3 separate regions of the Homo sapiens genome follow, and all the other regions are linked to region 3. The links are chromatin contacts, found by Hi-C or POLR2A ChIA-PET in ENCODE. All regions are on one chromosome and are shown on one strand. Each heading gives the region's core, a stretch centred on a gene start or an enhancer-like site at or near the end of the contact. The rest is flanking DNA. Distances are from core to core; before and after follow the strand shown.

Region 1 (2,700 bases), core at 15-2,514, 210 kb after region 3:
CCGAGTGTGGTGGCGGGAGCCTGTAATCTCAGCTCAGGAGGCTGAGGCAGGAGGCAGGAAAATCTCCAGACCTGGGAGGCAGAGGTTGCAGTGAGCAGAGATCATGCCATTGCACTCCAGCCTAGGCAACAGAGAGAGACTCTATCTCAAAAAAAAAAAAAAAAAAAAAAGAATACTTTGATGGTATCTTTGAAAGTTAAGAGGTCCTATTCCCCTCACTACTTTTAGATTCTTGTTTTCACATGGTCTTCTTGAAAGAAACTGCACACGCCCGCTTTTTCATACAATCACACATGCGTGGATAAACACATACCATCTTTTATTTTATTTTCTAAATAGAGACAGGGCCTCCTTATGTTGCCCAGGCTGGTGTCAAACTCCTGGGCTCAAACAATCCTCCTGACTCGGCCTCCCAAAGTGCTGGGATGACAGATGTAAGCCACCACGCCCGGCTGCACAGAACATCTGAAGCACATTTCTTTTTTGTTGTTGTTGTTGCCGTTTTCATAATAGTATTTAACAAGATAAATATCTTGGCTCCTTTTTGTTTTTATTGCCCTGCCCTTCAGGGATTAAGTGCATTTCTTAGATACTCACTACTTCTCTGACATTAAATTTTGTTTCAGTTGCTTACATCAACGTTTCAAAACCCAGAAATAAGAAAATTATTGTTCGAGGTCAATAACCATGTTTATAACAACTTCCAACTTAAAATGGAAGAGGAATCCCTTGGAGAACACACATTTCCTTATGGAAGTTTCCTCAAAATTTCTAATAGGAATTTCAACTAAGTTAAAGTACTAATTTAAGTAGGACAAGACAGAATTCTCTTCCTTCCCAGACACTATTACAAGCCAAACCACGTTTCACAGGAACACGTCCTGCCTGCTAAGGTGTCCCCTAGGACAAAGCTGCTTGCCAGCTGACCATCACTTGTATTGCATACTTTAAAAAGTGTGGCTAACAGAAAGGAGGCAAGACAGATGTTATTTAAATAAAAGCACAAAGCATCTGTTCAAGCACGAAAAAACATATGGGAAAATACAAGCACAGGACACTCAGGACAATGTGATGTGCTGAAGACACAGCGGCAAACAAAAGAGACCGGATGCCACTGACCTGTCCAAGAAGAAGAACAGGAAGTATTACATGAAGGAGAACAGGAAGTAAAACATGACTGGAGACAGAACTTGTGAATTCGAGGCAGGACTCTGGAGCCAGCCTGCCCAGGGTCCAGTGCTGGCGTCCACTCCCAACTTCTAACTTCCCTGGGCAAGTGGCCCAACTTCCTTGTGCCTCAACTGACTTATCTCTGCCACAAGGGGCAGAGGAGCACCCGCACCTCGGGAGTTCCCAAGACTGTCTGAGTGGACCTACATGGAGCACACAGAAGAGCACCCGGCAGGTAGTACATGTTTCACAATAATCCTTCCACAATGCAAATGACATACACTCTAAACTCATCATGGGGGAGTGCTTCACAACACCCCCTGGCACACCACAGCCAACACAACCACAGCCAACACAACGACAGCCGCGCCACAACCAAGAGAGCCTGAAGAGCTGCTCTCAGTCACTGCCCAGCAAGTGTGGGCAGCTGTAGCTTACAGACCAAGGCCACAGACCACAACTTCTGCAGGCTTGCCTGGGACACAGGGGCAGATAAGGAGAGCACCTGAGGCCTACGCTGAGTCCCACAGCAAGGATCCGACCCACATGGGCACAGAAGACTTCTACTGCAGGTTGCAAATCTTACATCCTTGACCTAGTGGGTAAAAAAACCCTAAGAAAAGGCAACTTTCTAAAACAATCATACTACACTCATATAAGCAATTAATTTTTAATAAGCACTGCTCATATATTAATGCCAATTTTCTCCTTCACAAATTATAACTCTGTCTTAAACCAAGCCACTATGAAAGCGGCTCTAGGCCAGACTCTCAGCAGCTACCACTGCTACGGTTCCTCAAGCTGCTCCCCTGGGTGCTTCCAGGGTTCCTCAAGCTGCTCCCCTGGGTGCTTCCAGGGTTCCTCAAGCTGCTCCCCTGGGTGCTTCCAGGGTTCCTCAAGCTGCTCCCCTGGGTGCTTCCAGGGTTCCTCAAGCTGCTCCCCTGGGTGCTTCTAGGGTTCCTCAAGCTGCTCCCCTGGGTGCTTCTAGGGTTCCTCAAGCTGCTCCCCTGGGTGCTTCCAGGGTTCCTCAAGCTGCTCCCCTGGGTGTTTCTAGGGTTCCTCAAGCTGCTCCCCTGGGTGCTTCTAGGGTTCCTCAAGCTGCTCCCCTGGGTGCTGTTAGGGTTCCTCAAGCTGCTCCCCTGAGTGTTTCTAGGGTTCCTCAAGCTGCTCCCCTGGGTGCTTCTAGGGTTCCTCAAGCTGCTCCCCTGGGTGCTGTTAGGGTTCCTCAAGCTGCTCCCCTGGGTGCTTCTAGCGTTCCTCAAGCTGCTCCCCTGGGTGCTTCTAGGGTTCCTCAAGCTGCTCCCCTGGGTGCTTCTAGGGTTCCTCAAGCTGCTCCCCTGGGTGCTGTTAGGGTTCCTCAAGCTGCTCCCCTGGGTGCTTCTAGCATTCCTCAAGCTGCTTCCCTGGGTGCTTCTAGGGTTCCTCAAGCTGCTCCCCTGGGTGCTGTTAGGCTTCCTCAAGCTGCTCCCCTGGGTGCTTCTAGCGTTCCTCAAGCTGCTTCCCTGGGTGCTTCTAGGGTTCCTCAAGCTG
Region 2 (2,700 bases), core at 83-2,582, 180 kb after region 3:
GGTGTGTGATGACGGAGTCAGGGATGGGACCATCACCCGTCCATGTCTGGGGGCGGGGGTGAGACACGAAGGGTCGGTGTGTGATGACGGAGTCAGGGATGGGACCATCACCCGTCCATGTCTGGGGGTGGGGCTGAGACACGAAGGGTCGGTGTGTGGTGACGGAGTCAGGGATGGGACCATCACCCGTCCATGTCTGGGGGCGGGGGTGAGACACGAAGGGTCGGTGTGTGATGACGGAGTCAGGGATGGGACCATCACCCGTCCATGTCTGGGGGCGGGGGTGAGACACGAAGGGTCGGTGTGTGATGACGGAGTCAGGGATGGGACCATCACCCGTCCACGTCTGGGGGTGGGGGTGAGACACGAAGGGTCGGTGTGTGATGACGGAGTCAGGGATGGGACCATCACCCGTCCATGTCTGGGGGTGGGGGTGAGACACGAAGGGTCAGTGTGTGATGACAGGACCACTGCCCATCCATGTCTTGGGGCAGGGGTGGGGGTAACCAAAACCAGAATCCAGTTAAAACAACAGGGAGTTGCTTCTACCTATGGAAATGGCAACAGGACAAGATGATAACCCAGGTGCTAAGGAGTCGGCTACACGCATTCTGTGTTAGGAAACCCAGGAGGTACTAATGGCGGCTCTCTCTGAATGGTGGAGCAATGTGAGGTTTTAAATGCTCTTACCACTCTGGACTCCTTACTCTCATCAACCCCTTTAAGTGGGTTATTTGCCACGTTAGGGATAGGGAAAGAAAATTATTTAATACAATCAACGGGTAAAAAGTTAAAGTTACCTAAGAAGAAAGAGCTCTAGGCCAAACCTATAATCCCAGAACTTTAAGAGGCCGAGGTGGGAGGATCACTTCCGCACAGAAGCTCAAGGCTGCAGTCAGTTAGGGTGGCACCACTGCACTCCACCTGGGCGAGCGACTGAGACCCTAAGAATATCCAAACCATTAAAAGAATTTTTTTACAGAATTTTTCTTTTAAAAAAAGCAATTTTAAAAAAAAGGATCTTGGATGTTATCACCAAAAAGAAGTGGTATTTGAGGGGATGGACACAGTAACCACCCTGGTCTCATCGGTAAACAAGGCATCCACGGACTGAGGCATCCTACCGGACTCCACTAACAGGTGCGACTATGGGTCAGTAATAAACACACTTTTCAATATGTCAAGTAATAACACGATATTCGCGCTGACCCAATCGCACCCCACCTCTTTCAACGCCCTGGGCTCTCCCCTCGCTTTGTTGCATGAGAGCTGCTTTACTCACTGCTCTCGACGAACAGTCACAGCCACGAGCACCGTCCGAAACAGAATCACAGCCTCCCTGGGAAGGAAGCTGGGCAGACCTGATGCTTATTTTTGGAAAGGAACGGAAGTTCAAGATTGCTCATGTTTTTATTACAGTCTCCCTTTTCTCCCCTAAGAGAATCACAAGTTTCAGGAGACTCTGACTGACACAACTGTATTAATGTTTAATTCACTCCCACTTTAATCACTTTTTTCTTTTTTTCTTTCTTTATATCAAAGCACATCAATAATCACTTTTTTCAATCAGGAGATCTACAACTGCTTGCTAACCATAGTCTTCAATCCGCTAAGATGAGCAATTCTTTCTGTCCACACTGACTAACCCCAACTGACAGCAGAGAAAAACCACGAGGCCTGTGGCTGCCCCACACCGCTGCTCCTTCAGACAACCAAGGGCCACGGTGGTTTCACAGCTGTGAGCTCAGGCCCCTCAGCTCCCTCCCGTGAGCCACCTTCCCAACACCCTCAGAGCCCAGGAGTCCATGTTAGCAAAGACAGGTCCCTACACTGGCCTTGGTCTCAAAACGCTGCTAGCCAGAGCTATGACCTTATGCAAACAATGATTTTCATTCGCGTTAGGCTGGGTGGGAGGGTCCACAGGGGAGCCACTGACGATGGGCATCTGCCCCCGACACTGGCTGACTAACCAGCACCATTAACCCTGGGCTCCGAACGGCAGTCACACCAGCCTGTCTCAGGGCCAGGTCTGTCTTTTCCCTGCTTCCCACAGAACGGCCCGCAGTGCATTCCTTTCATGAGTACAGGAGCATACGGATGGGTTTTAAGAGACTAGTGCGGAGCTGTGGCTTTCTTGACAAATACTTTTTCAGTAACTTCAAATACATGCACAGAGAAGGCATGAGATGTGTGGTTAGAGTTAACCTGAAAGCACAAGGTGGTGCCTGCAGCAGCAGGCACTCAGCACCTGACCCAACTCAACTCAAACATGTGAGCCCACCATTACTAGAGGTCAAAAATGGTCCAATAAACTCCACTCAGTTGTTCACAGCTGTTTTATTCATAAGCACCAGAAACTGGAATCAGCCCAGATGTGCTTCGATGGTGTAAGAAAACGTTTTAAATGGTCCGTTTTCCAGGCATGATAAATCTACGCAATGGCAGCCAGCCTGCGGATGTAACAAACCGCACGGCTCGTGCACCTAGAAGGTCACAATAAGCGAACAAAATGTAGAAGAGGGGTCAGCCCATAAATGGGAAGAAAGTTTCAGTATTGGGAAATCAAAACTTAAGCGGGTAAGAGGACAGGGTACAACCTTGTAAGCGGGTAAGGGGACGGCGTACAACGGGATAATGAAACTCAGGCGACCTCCGGGAAGATTGTAACCCCATAGTACTCGACCAGTGAGGAACTGGGGG
Region 3 (2,700 bases), core at 120-2,619:
GATGGACAAAAATGGAATATCTGGAAATAGACCTAGCAACATGGAAATTTAGTTAATAAAGTGGGTATTTCAGATCAGTGGGGCAAAAATGCAGTTTGTAATGAAAGGTGCTAGGACAACTGGTGAGCTGTCTGAACAAGATGGTTTTACATGTATAAATTACACCGTTCAGGTCGAGTGTGGCGGCTCACGCCTGTAATCCTAGCACTTTGGGAGGCCAAGGGGGGGCAGATCAGTTGAGATCAGGAGTTCGAGACCAGCCTGGCCAACATGGTGAAACCCCATCTCGGGCAGGCGCAGTGGCTCGCGCCTGTGATCCCAGCACTTTGGGAGGCCGAGGCAGGCGGATCACGAGGTCAGGAGATCGAGACCATCCTTGTTAACACAGTGAAACCCCGTCTCTACTAAAAATACAAAAAAATTAGCCGGGCGTGGTGGCGGGCGCCTGTAGTCCCAGCTACTCGGGAGGCTGAGCCAGGAGAATGGCGTGAACCCGGGAGGCGGAGCTTGCAGCGAGCCGAGATCGCGCCACTGCACTCCAGCCTGGGCAGCAGTGAGACTCCATCTCAAAAGAAAAGAAAAGAAAAGAAAAACCCCATCTGTACTAAAAATACGAAAGTTAGCCAGGCATGGTGGTGCGGGCCTGTAATCCCAGCTACTCAGGGGGCTGAGGCAGGAGAATTGGTTGAGCCCGGGAGGTGGAGCTTGCAGTGAGCCGAGATGGCGCCACTGCACTCCAGCCTGGGTGACAGAGCGAGACCCCGCCTTCCCCCCGCCCCCCAAAAAATTACACCGTTCACAGGAATAAGCTGCAAATGGATCAGGGATCTAAATGTGGACAAAACGTGCACACGTGGGTGATGTGAATGGTTTCGGGGCGATTGGGAAGAGGGCCTGGCCAGCAGGGGGCGGTAGCGCAGGCAGACCGGGTTCCGCGGTGCCTCGCCGGCTTCGGGGTGGGGGTCACCGCTCAGAAGGGGAGGAGAGCGAGGGACTTCCGGGGGGAAGGGAGGAGAGCGAGGGACTTCCGGGGGGAAGGGAGGAGAGCGAGGGACTTCCGGGGGGAAGGGAGGAGAGCGAGGGACTTCCGGGGGGAAGGGAGGAGAGCGAGGGACTTCCGGGGGGAAGGGAGGAGAGCGAGGGACTTCCGGGGGGAAGGGAGGAGAGCGAGGGACTTCCGGGGGGAAGGGAGGAGAGCGAGGGACTTCCGGGGGTAAGGGACTCGGTGAGGAACTCGGGGGATCGGAGAGGGGCTCGTGTGCTGGGCGACAGTGACACACTCAGCAGCCCGGCGGGAGCCGCGGTCGGTACCGTCTGAAGGGCAGCCGGGGCTGGGGGACCGACAGCTCTCAGGTGTCGGTTTTTCTGTGGCTAGCGGATGTTTGGCACCATTTCACAGGGCACACAGGGCAGACGGGACCTAGATGACGACAGATCTGCGTGTTTGGGCTCTGTTTGAAACAGACCTCAGCCAGAGTCTTGAAGAGCAGAACCCGGAGTGTTGAAGTCACAAGAGATCAACATCCCTACGGTGTGAAATCCTGAAAACGGCAAATCCCAAAGGACGAAACGCCCGAAAATGATGTCATCCTTTAAGTGTTTTCTTCTTTTTTCTTTTCTTTTTCTTTTCTTTTCTTTTTTTTTTTTTTTTTGAGTCAGGATCTCGCTCTGTCGCCCAGGCTGCAGTGCAGTGCCGCTATCGTGGCTCACTGCAGCCTCAGCCTCCTGGGCTCGAGTGGTCCTCCCACCAGAGCCTCCCACACTGCTGGGATTACAGGCACCAACCACCTTGCGCAGCTAGAGAGTAATTTTTAAACTTCTTTAAAAGACAGTTAGACTGGACATGGTGGCTCACGACGGGAATCCCAGCAATTTGGGAGCTCAAGCTGGGGGGATCGCTAGAGTCCAGGAGTTTGAGACCAGCCTGGGAAACAGGGAGACCGTGTCTCTACGAAAAAAAGTTTAAAAAATTAGCCGGATGTGGTGGCTCACGCCTGTGCTTCCAGGTATTCTGGAGGCTGAGGCAGGAGAATGGCGTGAACCCGGGAGGCGGAGCTTGCAGTGAGCTGAGATCGCCCCACTGCACTCCAGCCTGGGTGACAGAGCTAGACTCTGTCTCAAAAAAAAAAAAAAAAAAAATATATATATATATATATACACACACACACACGTATGTGTGTGTGTGTATATATACATATATATTTACTATATATTTATATATGTTATATATATAAATATAGATAGATGATCAGGAAAGACGTGAGAATGTCTTCAGTTGACACCTCAGGCTGAGCATCAGCACAGAGGCAGCCCACAACAACAAAAAACACAACAGTCAACAAAACCAAAACCCAGCAAACCCTGGGGAATGGGGAGAGTCTGACTTTCAGAGTTATATTATTAGATTCAAACGTCTAATTTTTTTTTTTTTGAGACGGAGTCTCGCTCTGTCGCCCAGGCTGGAGTGCAGTGGCGCGATCTCGGCTCCCTGCAAGCTCTGCCTCCCGGGTTCACGCCATTCTCCTGCCTCAGCCTCCCGAGTAGCTGGGACTACAGGCACCCGCCACCACGCCCGGCTAATTTTTTTTGTATTTTTAGAAGAGACGGGGTTTCACCGTGTTAGCCAGGATGGTCTCGATCTCCTGACCTTGTGATCTGCCCACCTTGGCCTCCCAAAGTGCTGGGATTACAGGCGTGAGC

The links. A loop is a pair of places that touch in the nucleus more often than their neighbours do. ChIA-PET counts read pairs that join two places held with the same protein, here RNA polymerase II (POLR2A). Pooled maps may share reads with other maps.
Region 1: a map with no recorded cell type shows a loop between it and region 3 (8-fold over the local background). The contact joins two enhancer-like sites. A Hi-C loop is called at or near these places in 1 of 37 single-sample maps with no recorded cell type and 2 of 50 pooled maps. POLR2A ChIA-PET finds 5 or more read pairs at or near these places in 3 of 52 experiments (H1, activated CD4-positive, alpha-beta T cell and naive thymus-derived CD8-positive, alpha-beta T cell).
Region 2: a pooled map shows a loop between it and region 3 (4-fold over the local background). The contact joins two enhancer-like sites. A Hi-C loop is called at or near these places in 2 of 37 single-sample maps with no recorded cell type and 4 of 50 pooled maps. POLR2A ChIA-PET finds 5 or more read pairs at or near these places in 4 of 52 experiments (OCI-LY7, PC-3, activated CD4-positive, alpha-beta T cell and 1 more).

What each region holds. Positions count from the first base shown.
Region 1 is chr16:89,452,632-89,455,331 of GRCh38, forward strand. The region is part of intron 1 of ANKRD11 (ankyrin repeat domain containing 11); the gene reads right to left. LOC101927817 (a long non-coding RNA gene) reads left to right here. Exons shown (of 3, transcript NR_110932.1): 3 at 627-1,863. Among named protein-coding and RNA genes, the nearest start is that of ANKRD11, 37 kb to the right of the region's middle. RefSeq lists an enhancer at 996-1,816. Within about 2 kb of position 1,265, at least 13 of the 41 ENCODE cell types and tissues checked have a DNase peak (open chromatin) inside an H3K27ac peak, as active enhancers do.
Region 2 is chr16:89,421,362-89,424,061 of GRCh38, forward strand. All of the region lies in intron 1 of ANKRD11 (ankyrin repeat domain containing 11), which reads right to left. Among named protein-coding and RNA genes, the nearest start is that of ANKRD11, 68 kb to the right of the region's middle. RefSeq lists enhancers at 1,870-2,370, 1,957-2,056. Within about 2 kb of position 1,333, at least 14 of the 41 ENCODE cell types and tissues checked have a DNase peak (open chromatin) inside an H3K27ac peak, as active enhancers do; they include PC-3, where a contact is called at or near this core.
Region 3 is chr16:89,240,067-89,242,766 of GRCh38, forward strand. No RefSeq gene overlaps it. Among named protein-coding and RNA genes, the nearest start is that of ZNF778, 24 kb to the left of the region's middle. RefSeq lists a silencer at 962-1,051 and an enhancer at 1,559-2,075. Within about 2 kb of position 1,370, at least 41 of the 41 ENCODE cell types and tissues checked have a DNase peak (open chromatin) inside an H3K27ac peak, as active enhancers do; they include PC-3, where a contact is called at or near this core.